Regions from separate parts of the Homo sapiens genome. Here regions 2, 3, 4, 5 and 6 are each linked to region 1. The links are chromatin contacts, found by Hi-C or POLR2A ChIA-PET in ENCODE. All regions are on one chromosome and are shown on one strand. The core of a region is the stretch at or near the end of the contact, and the rest is flanking DNA. Distances in the headings are between cores, read along the strand shown.

Region 1 (3,127 bases), core at 511-3,010:
GGAGCACATACAAAGCACGTGTGCCGTGAACACGTATGTGCACACACCTTGATCCTAGCATGGCTTGTTGGACAAGCCAATGGACAGAGTCCCTGCCTGCCACCTCCACCCCTGCTCTCCCTTCTCTTCCATTCACTGTCCTGCAGACACAGCAAACACATACGCACATACACCCTCAATATCCTTTTGGCAGTAACATGACCCCCAAATCTGGGGACTTCTATGTAGGATGGAGACCCTTCTCCTTTCCTCATACCTGGTTTATTATGAACCATAAAAATAGTGCCTGACAGTTACTGTGTGTCAGGCATTGTTCTAAGCCTTCAGATGTTTTACTGCATTTTATTCTCACATTATGGGTTAAGACTTATTTGCTCCATTTTACAGATGACGAGAATGAATCACAGAGTAAATTGCTCAGGGTTGTGTGGTTAGCAGCATTAGCAGGATTTGAACCCAAGCAGCCTGTATCCACAGTCCAGTCTTTTAACTGCTATATTTTGCTGTGTTCAAACCCTCTGCTGCCTGGCTGGGTCCACACACGTGCACTCATGTACAGACCTGCGGGGTAGCAAGGGATGGAGGAGGAGGAGCTGGTTCTGGAAATCAATTCAGGCACCAGGGGGCAGCATAGGCCTAGCTTTGGCCCCTCAGCCCAGCCCCTGCTATGGGAGGGAGGAGGGGAGTAGAAACTTCCTCCCACCGCCCCTCAGACACCACCTCTTCCACACACCGGGGCTCTCAGGTGTCCGGGAGTAAAGGCCTCTCTGGATCCCTTGGTCTCCTCCAGCTCCTCCCCCAGCAAAAACTGCAGAACCCTCCACTAGTTATGTTGATGACTCAGAAGTTGAGCAAGACTGTGTGTGTGTGTGTGTGTGTGTGTGTGTGTGTGTGTGTGTGGTGTTGTGATTGCAATGGGCTCTGTTTGTGAGCCTGCCTGCACGTGTGTGTGTGTGTGTGTGTGTGTGTGTGTGTAGTCTTGTGGTCAGGGAAGTTGTGCATGTGTGTGTTTGTTTCTTGGCGTGTCTCAGTGTTTACCCCAGAAACATATAGGAACTTGGCAGATAGGAACACAGCAGATTCGTATTCAAACTTGCCCCTTGTGAATCTGCAGGCAGCAGCTCCGGCTTGTGCTGGTTCCCACCACAGTCTCAGGAGGGGTGCCCTGTGAGGAGAGAGCAAAGACCAGCTTCAGTCCAAGGGACTCCTAGAGTCTTCCAGAATTCTGAGCTGAGGGTTCCCCTCCCCCACTCCCTCCCGTCAGTGGTCACGAGACCGACCTCTAAGGCGTTCCCTGCCGGAAGGGAGGGGGACCTAGGAGTTGGCTGGCATCGAGCTCCCTGGCGGCTTTTTAGGGTCCTCCACTGGAGGGAGCGCAGAGTCCAGAGGGATTTACTTTTCCTGAGGCCCTGGGGAGCCCAGTCCCTTGTGGGTCCAAACCCCAGCCCTTGGCAGAGTTTGAGTTTGGGAGCCAGGCAGTTAGGGGTGGCAAATCTCTGTTTGATATTGGGTGACTTTCTGGAGAAAAGCTGATGCTTTTGAGGGGGACAGAGTAAGTGGGGGTCAGCCTCCCCCCAAGCCTGGCTCCAAGGCCTGGACCCCAGTCCTGATCCCCCACGTGTTCCCCCACTCGGCACAGGAGGCACACATATTCACCCCACTTTCTTCCTCTTCCTCCTCCAGCCCACTTTCTCTTCTCTGTGTCGTCAGAGCTCCAGGGAGGGACCTGGGTAGAAGGAGAAGCCGGAAACAGCGGGCTGGGGCAGCCACTGCTTACACTGAAGAGGGAGGACGGGAGAGGAGTGTGTGTGTGTGTGTGTGTGTGTGTGTGTATGTATGTGTGTGCTTTATCTTATTTTTCTTTTTGGTGGTGGTGGTGGAAGGGGGGAGGTGCTAGCAGGGCCAGCCTTGAACTCGCTGGACAGAGCTACAGACCTATGGGGCCTGGAAGTGCCCGCTGAGAAAGGGAGAAGACAGCAGAGGGGTTGCCGAGGTGAGGGGTTGCCTCCGAGGTGGGTGCGGGGGCCTCTATGAGTGCATGGGGGTGGATTCGTGGGGGGAGCTCTCGGGATCCTCCCCTGGCTGGGTGGATGGTCCCCAAGAGATGGTTTCAGCTAGTGTTGGTGGCTGGTGGCACTGGGTTTTAGCAGTTTCGAACTCCTGGAGGAATCTGGGAGGGTCCAGGCCTCAGTACTCCCCTCCCCCATGGGTCACGTTTTCACAGCCTCACCCCTGCACCCCCAGGGCCATGGAAAGTCAGGGAAAGGAGGTGAAGGAGTGCCCCTCTGCCCTGAGTCGGGGGAAGTGGCCGCCCCTCCCTGGAAGGTTGATGCCAGAGGGCAGTGGATCCTTGTTAAACCCCTATCCTGCCCTCCACTAAAGGTTCCTGTTCAAGGGTGTGGCTGGGGCGTGAGCAAGCCCCAGATGTAGACCTCATGGTGGCCCAGACGAGGGGGAATTTCCCCCTCAAAACTGCTCCACGCTTGGCTGCTGTAGACGCTGAGATTTCCCAGCGGCGGCGCCGAGTTAACCCTCCTCGTGCTGAACTGGCTCCACCTCCCCGCCTGCCCCCACCGCCACATTCACGCATTGGGCAACTCAGAGAAGCTGTTTTAACTTTCGATCCTGTGGTCCCACAATCAGAGGACTCGGGCAGATAGGGGTTGAGATAAGCGAGTTTAGGCCACCAAGCGGGCGGACGAGGATCCCAGACCTTGCGCTTCCCTTCTGAGTTTGGGAGGTAACACTGGCCCCGCCCCTCACGCCGTGGCTCCTCCCTCCCTTCCCCTTCAAGGGGCTGAAGACAAAAGGTGCCCCTGTCCTGGTCAAGCCAATCGACCCAGCCTTGTTATGGGTTGGGGTGGGGAGAAATGTGTCCTCCTGATGGCTGGGGAAGAAGAGGGGTTGGATATTTCTAGCCAGGGCCATGCCAGGAGGCTGGTCACTCTGCAAGGGGATGCAGAGGAAAGCGGTGCCCACTCACTCCAGAGGACCTTTCTCTCTTGGGCTAGAGAAAGGCCTATTGGAGGAACCTGAGCAGGAGGGGTAAGGATTCTGCCTTGAGGAGAAAAGAGCTGGGGTAAGTGGGCACTGGAGGAAAGAGGGGCATGAAGGTCTTGGAGCAGAA
Region 2 (3,150 bases), core at 650-3,149, 750 kb after region 1:
TCTGCACCCAAAGTCACTGCCTGGTTTCAGCCACATGGCCCCTCTACCCAAGTTCTTGGTAAGCCTGGCTCTAAGGAATGCCCTGGAGGAAGCTGGTTGTCAGGCTGATGTTTGGGCTCTACAGCTACAGCTCTACCGCCAGGGTGGTGTGAATGCTACACAGGTCCTCATCCAGCATCTTCGAGGGCTCCAGAAAGGCAGAAGCACAGAGAGGAACGTGTCAGTGGAAGCCCTGGCCTCTGCTCTGCAGCTGTTAGCCAGGGAGCAGCAAAGCACAGGAAGGGTCGGGCGCTCCCTCCCGACAGAGGACTGTGAGAATGAGAAGGAGCAAGCTGTGCACAATGTAGTCCAGCTGCTGCCAGGAGTGGGAACCTTCTACAACCTGGGCACAGCTTTGTATTATGCTACTCAAAACTGCCTGGGCAAGGCCAGGGAACGAGGCCGAGATGGGGCCATAGATCTGGGATATGACCTTCTGATGACCATGGCTGGGATGTCAGGGGGGCCTATGGGTCTAGCGATCAGTGCTGCACTTAAACCTGCATTAAGGTCTGGGGTTCAGCAGTTGATCCAGTATTACCAAGATCAGAAAGACGCAAACATCTCTCAGCCGGAGACCACCAAGGAGGGTTTGAGGGCCATCTCAGATGTGAGTGACTTGGAAGAAACAACTACTCTGGCTTCTTTCATATCAGAAGTAGTAAGTTCAGCTCCCTACTGGGGGTGGGCCATAATCAAGAGCTATGACTTAGATCCTGGGGCTGGGAGTCTTGAGATATAAAAGAATGTGGTAACCACAGAATTAATAACTGTACTACCCTGACAAGCTATATACATGTCTTCAAAATTTTAATCTGATTTATCCAGGAGGAAGGCTGTACAGTAAAACGTAAGAACGTAAATGTTTGGGTGTTGAAGTCACAGGGTTTGGTTTCGAATCTAGGCTCCACTTGTTAGAGCCTCGGTGATCACTGAATAGTAACTTCTTTCTTGAACTAAGATCAGTTTTGAAGTTTCTAAAGGAGATAGAATGATTTTAACCTCAATGAGTTGCCCTGTAAATTTAAAATGATACAATGAATCTAAAATGCTTATCACAGTACTTTCAATAAATAGCTATTAGCCAGGTGCGGTGGCTCACGCCTGTAATCCCAGCACTGTGAGAGGCTGAGGCGGGATGATCACCTGAGGTCAGGAGTTCAAGATCAGCCTGGGCAACATGGCGAAACCCCGTCTCTACAATAAATACAAAAAATTATCCTGGCGGAGTTATGCACGCTTGTAGTCCCAACTACCTGGGAGGCTGAGGCGGGAGAATCACCTGAGCCTGGGAGGTCGAGGCTGCAGCGAGCCGAGATCGCGCCGCTGCATTCCAGCCTGGGTGACAGAGCGAGACCATGTCTCAAAAAATAAAAATAAAAAAAAATTGTTTTCATTACCTCAGCCCTCCTCTTCCTATCCCAAGGCGTCGAAATTCCGGTCCCACCCCTTCCCATGGAGCCCTTGGCGTCTCCAGGCTCCTCAAGCTAGTTTCGGTTCCGGGGCTCACGCGCGGGTTCTCGAAAATCAGCTGTTTCAGTCTTGGGCTAGTCCACTAATTGGACTCCTCCCCTCGTAGAAAGTGCCTACTTGAACTTCTCCACCAATCGCTGAAGCTGCAGGTGTGGTTTCGGCTCAGCTTGTCCCGCCCTGCGGAGGGGCGGAGTTGCGGCGGCGCCAGTGAGCTCGCAGTCTGGGAAGGGCTTGACTGAATGGCAGCCAGTGTCGGGGTGGCGGCTGGGAATGGGGGCCGCTCCGGACTTCCGCTGCCAACTACAAGGGGGCGGGTCCGAGGGGGGTTAGCCGAAGTTGTAGGCGGGGCGCGAGGTTCTAGTACCCGAGCTCATACTAGGGACGGGAAGTCGCGACCAGAGCCATTGGAGGGCGCGGGGACTGCAACCCTAATCAGGTACGGGCCCTGAGAGGGTGTGCTGGGGTAGGGGTGGGGGTGAGAGTGAGAGTTCCTCCGAGGGAAGGGCGACTGGCCCCAGGGGTTACCCCCTGGAGAGGGTAGCTTCGGTCCCCAGATTGAAATAGGAGCTGTCGCCTGCTCGGTCCTCGATCTTCTTCTGTCCAGCCTATCTCCCTAACCCTAATGCCCCTCTCCCAAAACTGCCCTGCAGCTTCCGAGACCCGGAATCTGGCATTGTTATGTTGGTTCGGTATCTGACGTTTTTCCCTCTGCTCTGCATTATTTTTTATCTTCACCAAAAAACGATGTTCAAAGATAGATAAATCTAAAAACAAAGATAGATAAATCTATTATCCTTGTTTTGTTAAAAAGTATAAGCTACTGAAAGATGAAACGATTGCCTAAGGTCACACACAAAATTCAGTTCATTTCAGAAAAGCTTCTTGAGTGCAAAATATGTGCCTAAGAATGAGAGATAATGAGAAAAAATTGTTTCAGCCCTTAACCTCAGTGTTTGCAATCCATTTGGGGAGACCAGGTTTTTTGTTTTGTTTTCATATTTGAATCTTTGCTGACTTGCTCCTTTAATATCAGACACTTAAATCCTCAAGAATTGGGACCTCATCATTAATTTTTTTTTGGAGATGGAATCTCACTATGTTGCTCAAGCTTGGTCTCAAACTCCTGGGCTCAAGCCATCCTCTCGTCTTGTGGGCCTCACAAAGTGCTGGGATTACAGGCATGAGCCATCATGCCTGGCCACCTGATCATTTTTTTAACTTTTTTTTGGTATCATAAAAGCAATACAGATACATAGTTTTAAAAATCAAGCACTACTAAAAGAGTTAAAATGAAAATAGCCCCTGCCCAATCCCTCCCTTCCCTTGTTCCTGCTGGAGGTAGAAAGGCAGCTGATGTTATTCATGTTAGTAGAAGACTCTCCCACCCCAAGCATTTCTCTTTATTTTGTAATAAAATCATGTGACCTTTTTAGACCACAAATATGCATGAATTCTGTTCTGTTAGGCTCAGGCTGCAACAAGCATAAGTTTCAGTTTCCTAAATAGACACCAGCTGGCAGTGAGCAGGGAACAGTGGGGAGAAAGATGCATGGGACAGCCTGCTTGGTGACAGGCAAAAACCAATTTGTTGTTCTTTTGAGACAGAGTCTTGCTTTGTCACCCAGGCTGGAGTGTAGT
Region 3 (3,430 bases), core at 793-3,292, 630 kb before region 1:
GTCTGAATGCTTAAGAAACTTTTCTCCACACATCTGGCATGTGGGGCTCTGGCTCTTGCAGATCTGAGGATAAAACGTGAAGAATGCAAAGTTGTGAATGTAAAGTTGCTAGTGACTAATACCTATGCCGAATGTCCCTAGAAACTTTACTGTTATCTGACCAGTGTCCTACAAACTAAAATCCTACTTGGCTAATTCCCCAGCCTCTATCCACCCCCACCTCCCACCAACACAGCCCCAATACAAGAGGGCTTGTAGAGAGAGAAACAATGACATTCAAACTAAATTTGCCAACTTGGGCATTGTCCTTACCCAGTTTCCTACCTCCCCTGGCTGCTGCACCACCCCCAACACACTCACTGCAGTGCAGAAATCATAATCTTGTTGATACAGGGTTGTGAGGTTGAATAAGCCACAACAATCAAAACTTCTTTCCAGTTCATCCCGAGTCTTGTTGCTCATGACCCACCAAGAAGCATTGATGACATCTGTCTGAAAGATATGGGTAGAGGGAAATTAAGTCTCCCTACATCCTGTTATCAGTTCAAGTGCCTCAATTTCCCTAGCCCAGCAAAGGAAGTCAAACAGAAGCATAACGGTGTGCAACAATTATAGACACGATAAATATCTACCTTTTGAGGTTCTCTAGATCATCCTCATGGAAAATTAACCAGACATCCCAGAGGAAGCAAATAGCCCAAGAGGCCAGAAGCAGTGCACCTAAGGATGATCTTTGGGTAGTTGGGGCCAGACTAAGGAAGGAGTTCGAGGTTAAGAGGAAAATTTTAAAAAGCAAGTAAGTACTTGAAAGGGTACTGTCTTACCTGTTTGCTTCGGTTAATAGCCAGACATGAGCAAGAGATTACAAATTGGAAGATGAAGACCAAACCAAGGATGATCATGTACTGAGAGGAAAGGTTATGGAAAAAAGTCCTAGATTCCTTTATGTTTCATCTATAATAACTGTCTGGTCTCATCTGTTCATAGAACTTACACCACCATGTCAAATTGAAAGCAATAAAATCAGCTCTTGTTTCGTAGATTATGGGACAGGGCAGGGCAAGGAGACGTGTCCAAGATCCCTGAGGTCCCCTACCCTTCTAACATCTTCCTTAGATGACAGCCCTCCCAAGCCCCCGGTTGCCCCCATCACTTCAGGTCAGGATACAAAGAACAGCAGGACTTGGTGGTGGTTGACAGCACCCACCAGTCCAGCCACTGCAATAAGGAGAAGGAAGACTCCCACAGCAATGACTCCGCCGATGATGTGGATGCTGGACACCAGACCCAGGCCCTTGCCCCAAGCAGCCACTCCAATGAGCAACAAGCTCACCAGCTACGAAGAAAGAGCAGGATACATCTCAACAATTCTAGCATGCGGCACAGCCCAAGGCCATACAAGAGGACTTGGGAGCGGGGCAGGGGGAAGGAATAATGGAATAGTGTGTGAATGGGAGCTGGGGATGGTGCTATCCGCACCGGGAGCATCCCTAGGCACTCCCAAAGGTTAGAATGGCTAGGATGGCGGGGAGGGGGTGGCAGGGATGGTAGTATGAATGCAAAAGATGAACCCTCAGGATCATCCTATCACTTCCAGTTTGGAAGAAACTGAGGTTCACAGGAAGGAGGTATGGAACTTACGCCCACGGCCTTCAGTTCATTCCCCCACCCTCAGACAAACCCCCTTAATCAACCGGAAGTCTCCTCTCTCCCACGGAAGTCCCCAGGAATTCCCTCGTCGCCGGAAGTTCCTGGGAATCTTCCCGGAACCCCCATACACCCCTCTCCCCACCGGAAGTACCCTAGAGATTCTCCCCACGGGGCCTTTCCGCCTTGAAGCTTCCCCCACCTCCAAAACCTCACCATGTAGACCACGTTGAGAGCGCAAAGCGCATTCTTGGAGCAGGCAAAGCCGCCACAAACCATCTCCCCAGCTCTGGGGACCCAAGTGGTCCCAAGGACTTGGGGGGAGGGTATTGGGGACCGTCTTCCAGGACCCCGACAGCTTCTGTCTCTTTAAATCGAGGCCAGCCAAACCCAATACTCTGCGCCTGCACCGTCCCTCCCCTGCCTCTGGATTGGCGAAATGCGTGGCTAATCCTGGACGTCCAAGGCCTGCATGCCAATCAACCCGCATTACGTCACCGACCCGCCTTCTGTCCCTCTCCTTTTGTTTTTTCATTGGGCGAAACTTAAAACTAGGGGCAGGGTTTCTAGAGACTCTCTTAGGGACTACAGCCTAAACTCCAAAAGCTTAGGTTGAAAGCTGAGCTTTCTGTGGTCGGAGTTAGGAGAGGGCTAATTCCCAGGGAGACGGCTCTGGAGGAACTTAGGTGAAGGGGAGACGGCGGGAGGGGCGGGTAGGGGGCCGCTCTGAGAGCTGGGCAAAAAGGGCTCCGCCCGTAGAAGGAGGGCCCTTCCCCACCCCCTTCCCCCTGTTCTGCAGTGACCTCACGATGACGCCATTGTTTTGTTATTGCGTCACGCTCGGGAACACCCAAAGGAGCCACATATTGAGCTTATTTAGCCCGGCCGCAGAGTCCGCGGGTTGGACACAGCAACACCCAGCAAATCATCACACGTTTGTGTGTCCTCTAGTACCCATGTCCTGTTCCATATCTCCTCCTAAAGGGGTGTGAATATACCAGAAATTCAGTGTGGAAATAGCGGCCTCAGGCCAGCGCATTCCTGTATGTGGCATTGCCACAAGTGCACAGAGGGGTGTGCTCAGCATTTTCAGAGTACACGCCTGATCTAGGGCTTGCAAAAAAACGGCAGGCAAGAGGAAGAGTCTCATTTACATAAATATAAGTGGAAGGAGCCTCCACCTTTTCACTTGGGGGTAGGCTGATCAACAACTTTATTATCTAGTAAGTGCTTTGACAAACCGTCCTTCTCACGGGGGTAGGGAAAGGCATAATCCTTCTCTTCCCCAGGAGAAAGAAACAGTAGGAACAAAAAAGAAAACCCTCCAATCAACTCAACAGAATGATTTAAGTTTGTGTGTACTTAGATTCTATAGACTTACTGCCACAGTCAGATTGCCACTTCCTAGCTGCGTAACCTTTGGCCAGGCACTTAGAAACTGTCTGTGCGTGTTTCCTCATCTGTAAAATGGGGATAAATAACAACACACCCTACCTCTTGGGTTGTAAGAATTAAATGAGTTAATATATGTAGAATACTTAGAACAGTACCTGGCATATAGTAAACACTCAATGTTAGTTATTACTTTTCAGGTCATTTTACAGGTTCCTGTGGGCAATTCCAACCTCAATTCCCTTATCTTTAACTACACAGTATTTATATAAACTCTTACAGAAATTAATACCAAAAAGGTATGCAGGAGAATAGATGTTTGACAGGGCGAGAGAGGTGTTTGGGTCTTGAAACAAGGTAATTAAGTTATTATCATTATTATTATTTTGAG
Region 4 (3,413 bases), core at 623-3,122, 780 kb after region 1:
AAGACCAGCCTGGGTAACGTGGCAAAACCCCACCTCTACAGGAAAAAAAAAATTATCTGGGTTTGGTGGCCAGTGCCTGTAGTTACAGCTAGTTGGGAGGCTGAAGTGGGAGGATCGCTTGAGCCCAGGAGGTTGAGGCTACAGTGAGTGAGAGGGCCAATGCGCTTAAGCATGGGCAACAGAGTGAGATCCTGTCTCAAAAAAAAAAAAAAAAAAAGGCTGGGCGCGGTGGCTCACACCTGTAATCCCAGAACTTTGGGAGGCCGAGGCAGGCAGATCACCATCTAATATTACTGTATTAGAAACAGTAATTACAGCTGAGCTAAATAATCTATGTCATGGATGCTCTTGTGTCTCCTCACAGTATCCTTTTTTCTTTTCTTTTTTTTTTTCTTTTTTTTGAGACGGAGTTTCGCTCTTACTGACCAGGCTGGAGTGCAATGGTGCCATCTCGGCTCACTGCAACCTCCGCCTCCCAGGTTCAAATGATTCTCCTGCCTCAGCCTCCCAAGTAGCTGGGATTACAGGCTCCCGTCACCAGGCCCGGCTAATTTTGTATTTTTAGTGGAGACGGGGTTTCTCCATATTGGTCAGGTTGGTCTCGAACTCCCGACCTCAGGTGATCCGCCCACCTCGGCCTCCCAAAGTGCTGGGATTACAGGCGTGAGCCACTGCGCCCGGCAGACATGGATTATTTAGCCCAGGTTATTAGGGATCTGTAACTCTCATGGGTCTGTTAAGTCTTTCTCAATTTGAGACCTCAAGATGGAGATTTCTTAAAGTGTAGGAACTGTCTATGTCTCTCAGCATCCACCTTTTTCGGAGATTCTATATCTAATGACCTGCGAAGTCAGATCAAATCAGTTTGAGAGACCATCTGTGTTTTTCTCTTGGTCTAGGCTCTAGGTAGGATCTCTGACTGGGTATAGGACCCCACCCCTCTGAGTCCTAGAAATTTAAATTCTTGGTTCCTTTAATGAAGGTCTATTTACCAGCCTTTATTGAGAGAAATGTTATAGAATTGAATCCTCCATGAGGAATGTCTCCCATCAGAGTCCCTTTATGTGGCCTTTAGAAACAGTAATAACAGCTGAGCTAAAGTGCTCTGAGACATCTCACAACCTAGACCCATTTCAAAGTAATTAGAGTTCACAGGACCCACGAATCCTTCAGAATAACAAGTCCCAATTTGCCATGCTCATCCCCCTCTGAGGGATAACGTCCAGCCAGCCTCAAGAGCTAGGGGAATTTGATAACCAGGGGCATCTTGTTACCCGGGAATGTTACCGGGGTCTCTGGGGAGGGAACAATCACGGATGGGAGTTTCAGATGGATGCCTGTAGAAGATGCAGCCACTTGGACTGTGTCAGGAGTCCGGCTCCCGCTTCCTTTTTTTTCTCTCCCATATCTGGAAATAATAGGAAATGCCAGCGAGTTTTGGGGGCAACAGGGTCAGAGGTGGCGGAGTGGCTCACTAGGGCACCGCAGGAAGAGGAGGTAGACTAAGCCCCGCTGGGAATACCCAACAGCGACTCCTAGTGCTTTGCCTTGTGTGTCCCTTATTTTAGAGTTCCTAAAGTTATAGAAAGCATAAAAGTTTGGTTTTCAAACCTAGACGTAATTTTGTTCAAGAAGACTAAAAACAGAGTTACTTTCTAACGCCACCCAACAAGTCCGGCGTCTGGCTGCGTTTGTCCCACCGGCGCCCCGTAACCTCTTTTTCCGGCGCGTGCGTCACACGCTCTCTCCTGGGGTCGCCGTACCTGGCTCCTTCTGATTGGCTTAGATGCGCCCGGAGCCCTTCTGATTGGCTAAAATATGCCCCGAGCCCTTCTTGATTGGAAGAAGCGCCTCGGACCCCGGTCCTTGGCGCCGTAGTGGTTAGGTTGAGCCCTAGGCGTGGGGGAGAACTGGGGAAACTGGAATTTCCCGCGGAGCTGACAGCGCTTGCGCTCCCCCTACTCGTTCTAATTCCACGCGCTCCAAAATATCCGCCATGGAGAAATCTTGGTAATGACCCATTCCCCGTAAGCATCCCAGGAACACATCTGACCCTTGCCCTATCCCCCTCCTCACCGCTGCCGTGGGAGAATTCTAGATAACCGATTTTTCTGGTTCCCCCAGAGAATTCTGGGTAACTAGCCGTTTCCGTCACCTTCCCCTGCCCCCGCCCCAATTGTGGGTAACTGGCCATTATTGTTTTCCTCTAGAGAATCCTGGGTAGCTATTGGAGAGGATTCTAGGAAACTGACTTCTCGTTCTCCCCACCGTCCAATCCACCCGTTTTCACCCCCAATTCTGGGAGAAAGCACCTTAAATCCCTCTACCTAACTCCAACCCCCGCAATTCTCGCTCCCTTCACCTGATGATTCAGGGCTGAACAAGGCAAGTGAGCAGTCCGAAGTGAGAAGAAAGGGAAGTCAAGGATTAGGTTAGATAATGGGGTGGTGGAGAGTACAGAGGGCCTAGCGGAGGAGGGATAGGGACAACAGTTCTACCACCTCCACCCCCACTGCCCATCCCTCCCCCGCCTGCTTCATCCTTTGGCTGGCAGTCTCATCCCTCATGCCTGCCTCATCTCCCTCCTGCCCCCATAACCTAGAAGACCCTAAGTACCAGTACCTGGGCCTACCCTTGACTCAGCTACCTCTTTCCCCTTACAGGCCAGGATGTCCATTCTAGGCCCATCGGTGCTGTCTTGCTGAAGGTTGGGTCAGGCATCTAAAGGGACTGTGGTAAGGGAGGGTGTGACACAGGTGTAAGCTGCCATCGTCATCATGAACTTTGAGGGTCTGGACCCTGGACTGGCAGAATATGCCCCAGCCATGCATTCTGCCCTGGACCCTGTCTTGGATGCCCACCTGAACCCAAGTCTGCTACAGAATGTGGAGCTGGACCCAGAGGGAGTGGCCTTGGAGGCTCTTCCCGTCCAGGAATCAGTGCACATAATGGAAGGTGTCTACTCTGAATTGCACAGCGTGGTGGCTGAAGTGGGTGTACCTGTTTCCGTCTCCCACTTTGACTTGCACGAGGAGATGCTGTGGGTGGGGAGCCACGGGGTAAGAACTGTACCCCTTTGTGAGGGTTGAAAGATGTTGAAGGTCTTTATCTGGTCTTAACCCAAGGAAGCTGCTTTGCAGATAGCCAGTACCGAGGAGTTGTAGTGATGAGACAGCTGGGTCTGGTTGGAGGGATAAAGGGAGAATCTAGGATCTAGGAGTAAATGACATATTCTTTCTCAGGAGGCATCCCTTTTTTTTTTTTTTTTTTTCGAGACAGGGTCTTGCTCTGTCGCCTAGGCCAGAGTGCAATGGCGTAATGTGATCATGGCTCACTGCAGCCTCAATCTCCTGGGCTCACACAATCCTCCCACTTTAGCATCTCAAGTAGCTGGGACTACAGGCATGCGCAAC
Region 5 (3,421 bases), core at 678-3,177, 660 kb after region 1:
CAAACCCGATGTCTCCAATGGACAACCAGAGGTCACAGGGGAACCTGTTGAACTGAACACCCAGGCCCTGTAGAAGCTCCAGCTGAATAGAGGGAGTAGAAAGCTTCTGAGTTTACGTGGAGGGGTTTAGCCAGCCCCTAGATGAAGAAAGAGACTGTGGGGAGGGTCATGTACTTCTTTATTTTTTAACTTATGTATGTGGTTGTTTTTTTTTTTTTTTTCCTTTTGCTGTGTGAAATCTTTCAAGTTGCATTCATGAGCTGGTTGGTGCAAACTTCCCTTCCTCCCCATCCCACCACCCTTCGCCGTGTGTGCTGATTGTGCATATGAATGTGAGTGTGGCTGTGTCTGAGTTTTGGGGCATGAGAGCTAAGGAAGCAAAAAGAGGTGCCATCCTATACCTCCCTTCCTCGACCCAGTATGGTGAGTACTGGGTAACCGACACCTTAAGTTTCTGGCCTTTACCCTGCTGCCAGTCAAGTGTGTGGCTCTTGATTTCTGAGGGAACAGAGAAGCAGGGAGTTACTCCTCACACGAGGCAGATGGAGAGAAGTGGAGGAGACAAGGCTTCCAAGGGTTAGGAGAAGGGACTCAAGGGAGGTGGGTGGTGAAAACGGAGTATTAGCCCCAGATCAGGATGTAGGTGTACCGAAGAATTGGGGGGAAGTTAATGGGAATATATAGCCTACTTATCTTAGGGATGCTTGCCCCAGGGACTTGGGTGGGGAAGTAGCTCTGAGAAAAGTGAACACTAGGATTTAGCTGTTCTGTAAAGCCACGTAAACCTGTCTACATCCGCTGGCTGGTTGTGTTCATTCTGACATAATGGATCTCTTCAGAGGTCCTGGGCCAAAGAGCTTCCAACCTAAATAGAGCTTGGGCAAGCCTAGAATCTAGAAAAATTAAGCAGCTTAACTGGTCAGCCTGACATCCACTGTTGTGGCTGCCTGGCAGATGGTATTTAAGCCCCACAATTGTTCCCTAAGGCCAACACAGGAAATCTGATTCCTGGAGCAAATAAATGAACGGGTGGTAGTAGGGGGCATGAGGGGAGAGGCTTTGACTCTGTTCTAATTTATTTAGAGCAAATCAAAACACTCCTCAAATGGCATCTTTCTGCTTTTATCACTAGTTCCGTGTTTTTTTTCTTGTTTTGTGTCTGTGTATTTTCATTTCTCTGTCATCCGTCCTTTCATCTTGAAGCAAATCTCTTCTAACTCCCTCATACCCCAGAAATTGATTCCTTCTATTCAAATGCTTAATAATTCAGGAGATTATTATTTGTTTGAGCCCTATCTTCTTTTTTTTTTTGAGAGGGGGTCTTACTATGTTGACCAGGTTGGAGTGCAATGGATATTCACAGGCACGATCATCGCACACTACAGTCTAGAAATCCTGGGCTCAAGCGATCTTCCTGCTTCAGCCTCCCCAGTAGCTGGGATTACAGGGGGCCAGAGCACAGCCCTATTTTCTTTTCCTTTTGGCAAGATCATCTCAGCAGAGGCCAGAAGAGACCCTCAACTGTTCAATGAATATTTACGGTTGCTTTCTTCCTTTTATGAGCCTCTTGCATACTTTGAAAGCTTTAAATTTATACCTATAATACAACGGACATCCCCTATCCCAGAAGACCATTCCTCCCTGTACTTCAGCTCTTTACTTCCTCCCAAATAAAACCTAACTTTTCTAACTAACTATTTAAGACTTGGAATAGTCCGCTTGACTAGAAGAAGGGGAAGAATGTTTGTAAATTCACCTCTAATCGGACTTTGATTCTACTATAATTCAGCAGAAAATTCATAGCGCTGTGATTTTTAGATCGACCTCACATAAAACAGTCCCTGCACTCGCTTCCCTTTTCCTTCCTTCTTCACCAATCTCCGCCCCAGTTCGCTCGGAGTCACGTGGACCAGCCCGGCTCGCCCCGCCTCGCTCTTCGCGCAGGCGGGGACCGGTCCAGCTGAGCCTGGTGGCGGAAAGGCTGCGGCCCCGCGCCAGAGGGCCGGTGGCTCCTCCGGGCTTCTGAGGACCCGCAGGGAGCGGGTGAGTGAGTGTGTGGCGAGAGGGCGCTAAGCGGACACGGGGATCCTTTCGAAGCTATGGGGGCATTCTCGGGAAACGCTGAGTCCCTTTTCCCGCCACCCGGTTTAGAGCCAGGGGGCGGGGCTCGTGCTGCAGGCGCGCACGCGCAATTCTGTACTCTGCTCCTTAGTCTCCCGCGCCGCGTTCCCGGGTCTCACCGGACGCGGGCTTAGCCCTACGCTGCTCCGCACAGCTTGGGTCTCCCGCGGGATGGGGTTGTGATGGAAAGGGGCTTGGAATTCCTGAATTAGAACAGAAAGTGCCTGAGGGAGTTCCACTTCGGAGCTTAGCATCTAGTTGAGACCTCCTGAAAAAAACCGGTGTGTGGCCTGGCGGTCAGCAGTGGTCGGAATTCACAGGCCGCTTTACTTATATCGTGGGTTTTATGGAACGGATTTCTCACTCCCTCCCTTCGTTGCCTTGTTCGGGTTTGTCACCTGGACCTCAGCCGCTAATGAAGCTTTTTTCCTTGAGCCTCTCAATTCTTTGCCATTCGTGCTTCGACTAGTACTTTCAATTTTTTATTTATTTTATTTTATTTTGAGACGGAGTCTCGTTCTGTCGCCCAGGATGGAGTGCAGTGGCGCCATCTCGGCTCACTGCAACCTCCGCCTCCCGGGTTCAAGCGATTCTCTTGCCTCAGCTTCCTGAGTAGCTGGGATTACAGGCGCGCGCCACCATGCCCGGCTAATTTTTGTATTTTTTTTAGTAGAGATGGGGGTTTCACCTTATTGGTCAGGATGATCTCAAACTCCTGACTTCGTGATCCGCCCGCCTCGGCCTCCCAAAGTGCTGGGATTATAGGCGTGAGCCACCGCGCCTGGCCTGTTTGTTTTTTTTGGTTGTTTTGTTTTGTTTTGTTTTTGAGATGGAGTCTGGCTCTGTCGCCCAGGCTGGAGTGCAGTGGTCCGATCTCGGCTCACTGCAACCTCCGCCTCCCCAGTTCAAGCGATTCTCCTGCCTCAGCCTCCCCAGGAGCTGGGATTACAGCTGCCCGCCACCACGCCCGGCTAATTTTTGTATTTTTAGTAGAGATGGGGTTTCACCATGTTGGCCAGGCCGGTCTCGAACTCCTGACCTCAAATGATCCGCCCGCGTCGGCCTCCCACAGTGCTGGGATTACGGGTGTGAGCCACCACACCCGGCCCTACTAGTACTTTGTACAAAGTAAAGGTAGATCATCTGATGTTAAATTTAAAACTCCTCTTTGACCACCCACAGTTAGCCTTAAATCCGTAGGTGGGTGTCTGTGGCCTCTCAGTCTGGCCCTGACCCTCTCAATCTCATTTTGTAAATCTCTTACGCACCTGACTCCTGGCCACGTGGAAAGATTGTGGCT
Region 6 (3,239 bases), core at 41-2,540, 540 kb after region 1:
TGCTATGATATTTAGATCTCATTTGAATACATTTTTAAACGAAGTAACAGTTTTATTTTAAATGCCAATATTTATAATTTGCTGGAAATCATACTTTGCATGAATCTGAATATATGAAGAAAACTTGTAGACATTAACATAGAAACATATAAGAGATTTCATAGTTTTTCAAAAGTCTCTAAAGCCACAGTTCCTAAACTGTGCTCTCAGGCACTGTGGGTGGCTGTGGTGAACTCAGAGGGTCACAACGAGGGTTATTTTAACTCTTTGAAGAAAAACAGCAATATCTGTTGGAGAATGTGTGCACTACTAACTCAAAATTGTACACTGCTTCAACATTAGTTCCCCCTACAATCCTTTTGATAGATAACATCATATTTTCACAAAGCTGGGTTTAAATAGTTGCTATGACAAAAGCAAATACCATAAGAAAACCAATACGTAACAGGAAATGAGTGTGTAGGTGTCCATTCTGATACCAAATTTTGAGAAGTTGTGCAATTCCAACAGGCACATATTCCATTAGTAAGTATAGTTAGAATGAAATAAAGACATGCTCTCTTTCAATGTTTGTGTATTATTTTTTCAAACAGCTACAAAGTTGTTAAAGCATAAACACTTCTTAAGCTGTATGGACCATGAAGTTACTGCTGTCAGGAAATTTTTTTAAAAAGTTGTGTGGACTGGCTGGGCGCAGTGGCTCATGCCTGTAATCCTAGCACTTTGGGAGGCTGAGGCGGCTGGATAACCTGAGGTCAGGAGTTCGAGAACAGCCTGGACAACCTGGTGAAACCACATCTTTACTAAAAATACAAAAATTAGCTGGGCATGGTGGCGGGCGCCTGTAATCCCAGTTACTCAGGAGGCTGAGGCAGGAGAATCACTTGAACCCGGGAGGCAGAGGTTGCAGTGAGCCAAGATTGTGCCATTGCACTCCAGCCTGGGCAACAGAGTGAGACTTCGTCTCAACAACAACAACAACAACAACAAAAATACAAAAATTAGCCAGGCGTGGTGGTACGCACCTGTGGTACGCGACAGAGCGAGACTCCGTCTCAAAAAAAAAAAAAAAAAGTGTGGACCATTCAGTTACTTAATAAATTGAACTGTTAGGTATTTCTTTTGGTCTAGGGTGAAAAACTATTAGATAACTAAGGGTGGCACAAACTGAGAAAGGTTAAGAACCTCTGCTCAACCTGCAAAATAAGTTCGATGGTCCCAAGCCTAGGAACTCTCCTTTAGATATACACGGGATTGCCAGCAGGTGGTGCTACTAAGCTTGAGTCAGCTGGGGAAGAGGAACTATTTCTTTTCTTCTTCTTCTTTTTTTTTTTTTTTTTTTTTTTTTTGAGATGGCGTCTCGCTTTGCTGCCCAGGCTGGAATGCAATGGCGCGATCTCGGCTTACTGCAACCTCCGCCTCCCGGGTTCAAGTGATTCTCCTGCCTCAGCCTCCCGAGTAGCTGGGACTACAGGAGCCCGCCACCATACCCAGCTAATTTTTGTATTTTTAGTAGAGACGGGGTTTCACCAGGTTGGCCAGGCTGGTCTCAAACTCCTGACCTCAGGTGATCCACCCGCCTCAGCCTCCCAAAGTGCTGGGATTACAGGCGTGAGCCACCACGCCCAGCCAAGAGAAACTATTTCTTGTTCCCAAGGTCTGAAACACTCAGAGTAAGGGGGTGTTCACGGACCAGACAAGATATAAAGCAAAAAGGGGTGCTTGGCTCACTTAGTCCAGTCATTTTGAAACTAAAAAAAAAAAAAAAAGTCAAAAGAATCTCCTTTCAAATAAAATCTTAAAATAAATAAAAGCAGAGCCATTTCTTAAGTGGGCTAAGGGAGGCTGATACCCTACGACAGTGAGGGCAGATACCAAAGCCCAAAGAAGGGCACCTGGGAAAACTGCAGGTATAGGGAATACTGTGGGAAAATTACTCATCTGAATCAATCTCCACTTCAGAGAGTGAACCAAGGCTCACAAGCTCTGATATCACAGGTGCAGAATTGTTCTGGAATACAGGTCTCCCAACAGATCTGAAAAGGAAGATCAAAACTTCTACCTCATCCTACTGCTCTCAAAGCCAGAAGGATCAGGGCTCTGCTCTAACACCCACTCCTGTAAGACCCTGGGCAAATCATTTCTACTGAAGAGTTCACTTTCCTCATCTGTAAGATAGAGAATATTTATCTCACAGGGATGTTGTAAAGATTAAATGAGACAAGATGAGAAATACTCAGTAAACTATAAGAATATACAGAATTTTTTACTCTGGTTGGGTCTGGATTAAAGGAACAAAGCCTAGAGTACTTCCCTAGGAAGTAGTAGGGAGCTTAGCCGAGTGTGGTGGCTCATGCCTGTAATCCCAACTGCTTAGGTGGCTGAGGCAGGAGGATCACTTGAGCCCAGATGTTCAAGAGCAGCCTGGGCAACACAGCAAGACCCCATCTTTATAAAAAAAATATTTAGGTGGGGCTAATGGGTTTTTGAGTATTGTAACCTATAATAAAATGAACCTTTTTTTTTTTTTTTTTTTTGAGACAGAGTCTCACTCTGTTCCCCAGGCTGCAGTGCAGTGGTGCGATCTCAGCTCACTGCAACCTCTGCCTCCCAGGTTCAAGCAATTCTCCTGCCTCAGCCTCCTGAGTAGCTGGGATTACAGGCATGCGCCACCACGTCTGGCTAATTTTTGTATTTTTAGTAGAGACGGGGTTTCACCATGTTTGCCAGGCTGGTCTCAAACTCCTGACCTCAGGTGATATGCCTGCCTTGGCCTCCTAAAGTGCTGGGATTACAGGTGTAAGCCACCGCACCTGGCCTAAAATGAACTTTTGACTTACCATCAAGTATTTTTGAATAATAGTAAAGTATTTTGACCTTGTGTGGGAAAGGCATAGATTTTGTTTTCTGGTGACCCCCAAGTGACATTTGTTATTAACCTCATCATTTCCCCACTCCTGCCATCCTCACCTTGCAAAGCCAACACCTCTGCTGGTCCCACTGGTATCTCGAAGGATACGGGTGGAGATAACCTGGCCAAAGGGCTTCAGCATCCCCTCCAGTTCCTGCTCATCCATTGACAGTGGGAGGTTTGAGATGTATAAATTTGTGGGGTCCTGTTCCTGTTGCTGTGGAAATAACAGTGAGAAAATGAGGCTCACATCTCTTATCCCTCTCCCACCCTCAGCCCTCCCCACAAATGACATTTCAGAAAAGAGACTATAGGAAGGGTCCCACAT

Evidence for each region. Hi-C counts contacts between places; a loop is a spot of excess contacts on that map. ChIA-PET counts read pairs that join two places held with the same protein, here RNA polymerase II (POLR2A). Pooled maps may share reads with other maps.
Region 2: a loop to region 1 is called in a pooled map, with 7 times the contacts of the local background. The contact joins the promoter of STAT2 here to the promoter of STAT6 in region 1. A Hi-C loop is called at or near these places in 1 of 37 single-sample maps with no recorded cell type and 6 of 50 pooled maps. POLR2A ChIA-PET finds 5 or more read pairs at or near these places in 6 of 52 experiments (B cell, CD4-positive, alpha-beta T cell, CD4-positive, alpha-beta memory T cell and 3 more).
Region 3: a loop to region 1 is called in a map of naive thymus-derived CD4-positive, alpha-beta T cell, with 4 times the contacts of the local background. The contact joins the promoter of TSPAN31 here to the promoter of STAT6 in region 1. A Hi-C loop is called at or near these places in 1 of 168 maps with a recorded cell type or tissue (naive thymus-derived CD4-positive, alpha-beta T cell), 1 of 37 single-sample maps with no recorded cell type and 8 of 50 pooled maps. POLR2A ChIA-PET finds 5 or more read pairs at or near these places in 2 of 52 experiments (CD8-positive, alpha-beta memory T cell and activated B cell).
Region 4: a loop to region 1 is called in a pooled map, with 6 times the contacts of the local background. The contact joins the promoter of PAN2 here to the promoter of STAT6 in region 1. A Hi-C loop is called at or near these places in 6 of 50 pooled maps. POLR2A ChIA-PET finds 5 or more read pairs at or near these places in 5 of 52 experiments (CD4-positive, alpha-beta memory T cell, GM10248, HCT116 and 1 more).
Region 5: a loop to region 1 is called in a pooled map, with 6 times the contacts of the local background. The contact joins the promoter of TIMELESS here to the promoter of STAT6 in region 1. A Hi-C loop is called at or near these places in 4 of 50 pooled maps. POLR2A ChIA-PET finds 5 or more read pairs at or near these places in 3 of 52 experiments (A549, WTC11 and activated T-cell).
Region 6: a pooled map shows a loop between it and region 1 (4-fold over the local background). The contact joins the enhancer-like site here to the promoter of STAT6 in region 1. A Hi-C loop is called at or near these places in 5 of 50 pooled maps. POLR2A ChIA-PET finds 5 or more read pairs at or near these places in 2 of 52 experiments (OCI-LY7 and naive thymus-derived CD4-positive, alpha-beta T cell).

What each region holds. Positions count from the first base shown.
Region 1 is chr12:57,109,995-57,113,121 of GRCh38, reverse strand. STAT6 (signal transducer and activator of transcription 6) reads left to right here and starts at 1,760. Exons shown (of 22, transcript NM_003153.5): 1 at 1,760-1,993. It overlaps LOC124902946 (a long non-coding RNA gene), which reads right to left and starts at 2,400. Exons shown (of 2, transcript XR_007063334.1): 1 at 1,281-2,400; 2 at 243-1,165. RefSeq lists a silencer at 542-701 and enhancers at 741-1,686, 1,687-2,634.
Region 2 is chr12:56,358,856-56,362,005 of GRCh38, reverse strand. It overlaps STAT2 (signal transducer and activator of transcription 2), which reads left to right and starts at 1,899. Exons shown (of 24, transcript NM_005419.4): 1 at 1,899-1,948. APOF (apolipoprotein F) reads left to right here. Exons shown (of 2, transcript NM_001638.4): 2 at 1-1,438. The coding sequence ends at 781. RefSeq lists enhancers at 1,417-1,506, 1,577-1,756, 2,832-3,001, 2,833-3,032.
Region 3 is chr12:57,743,651-57,747,080 of GRCh38, reverse strand. TSPAN31 (tetraspanin 31) reads right to left here and starts at 2,042. Exons shown (of 6, transcript NM_005981.5): 1 at 1,864-2,042; 2 at 1,169-1,336; 3 at 825-905; 4 at 361-492; 5 at 1-63. The coding sequence starts at 1,926. RefSeq lists an enhancer at 1,232-1,311.
Region 4 is chr12:56,332,459-56,335,871 of GRCh38, reverse strand. It overlaps PAN2 (poly(A) specific ribonuclease subunit PAN2), which reads left to right and starts at 1,872. Exons shown (of 26, transcript NM_014871.6): 1 at 1,872-2,010; 2 at 2,664-3,059. The coding sequence starts at 2,778. RefSeq lists enhancers at 1,435-1,604, 1,522-1,741, 1,867-2,036 and cis regulatory regions at 1,951, 1,936-1,967.
Region 5 is chr12:56,447,932-56,451,352 of GRCh38, reverse strand. TIMELESS (timeless circadian regulator) reads left to right here and starts at 1,927. Exons shown (of 29, transcript NM_003920.5): 1 at 1,927-2,043. MIP (major intrinsic protein of lens fiber) reads left to right here. Exons shown (of 4, transcript NM_012064.4): 4 at 1-1,851. The coding sequence ends at 73. RefSeq lists enhancers at 2,184-2,273, 2,384-2,503, 2,526-3,046.
Region 6 is chr12:56,571,587-56,574,825 of GRCh38, reverse strand. RBMS2 (RNA binding motif single stranded interacting protein 2) reads right to left here. Exons shown (of 14, transcript NM_002898.4): 5 at 2,971-3,128. Among named protein-coding and RNA genes, the nearest start is that of RBMS2, 51 kb to the right of the region's middle. Within about 2 kb of position 1,290, at least 4 of the 41 ENCODE cell types and tissues checked have a DNase peak (open chromatin) inside an H3K27ac peak, as active enhancers do.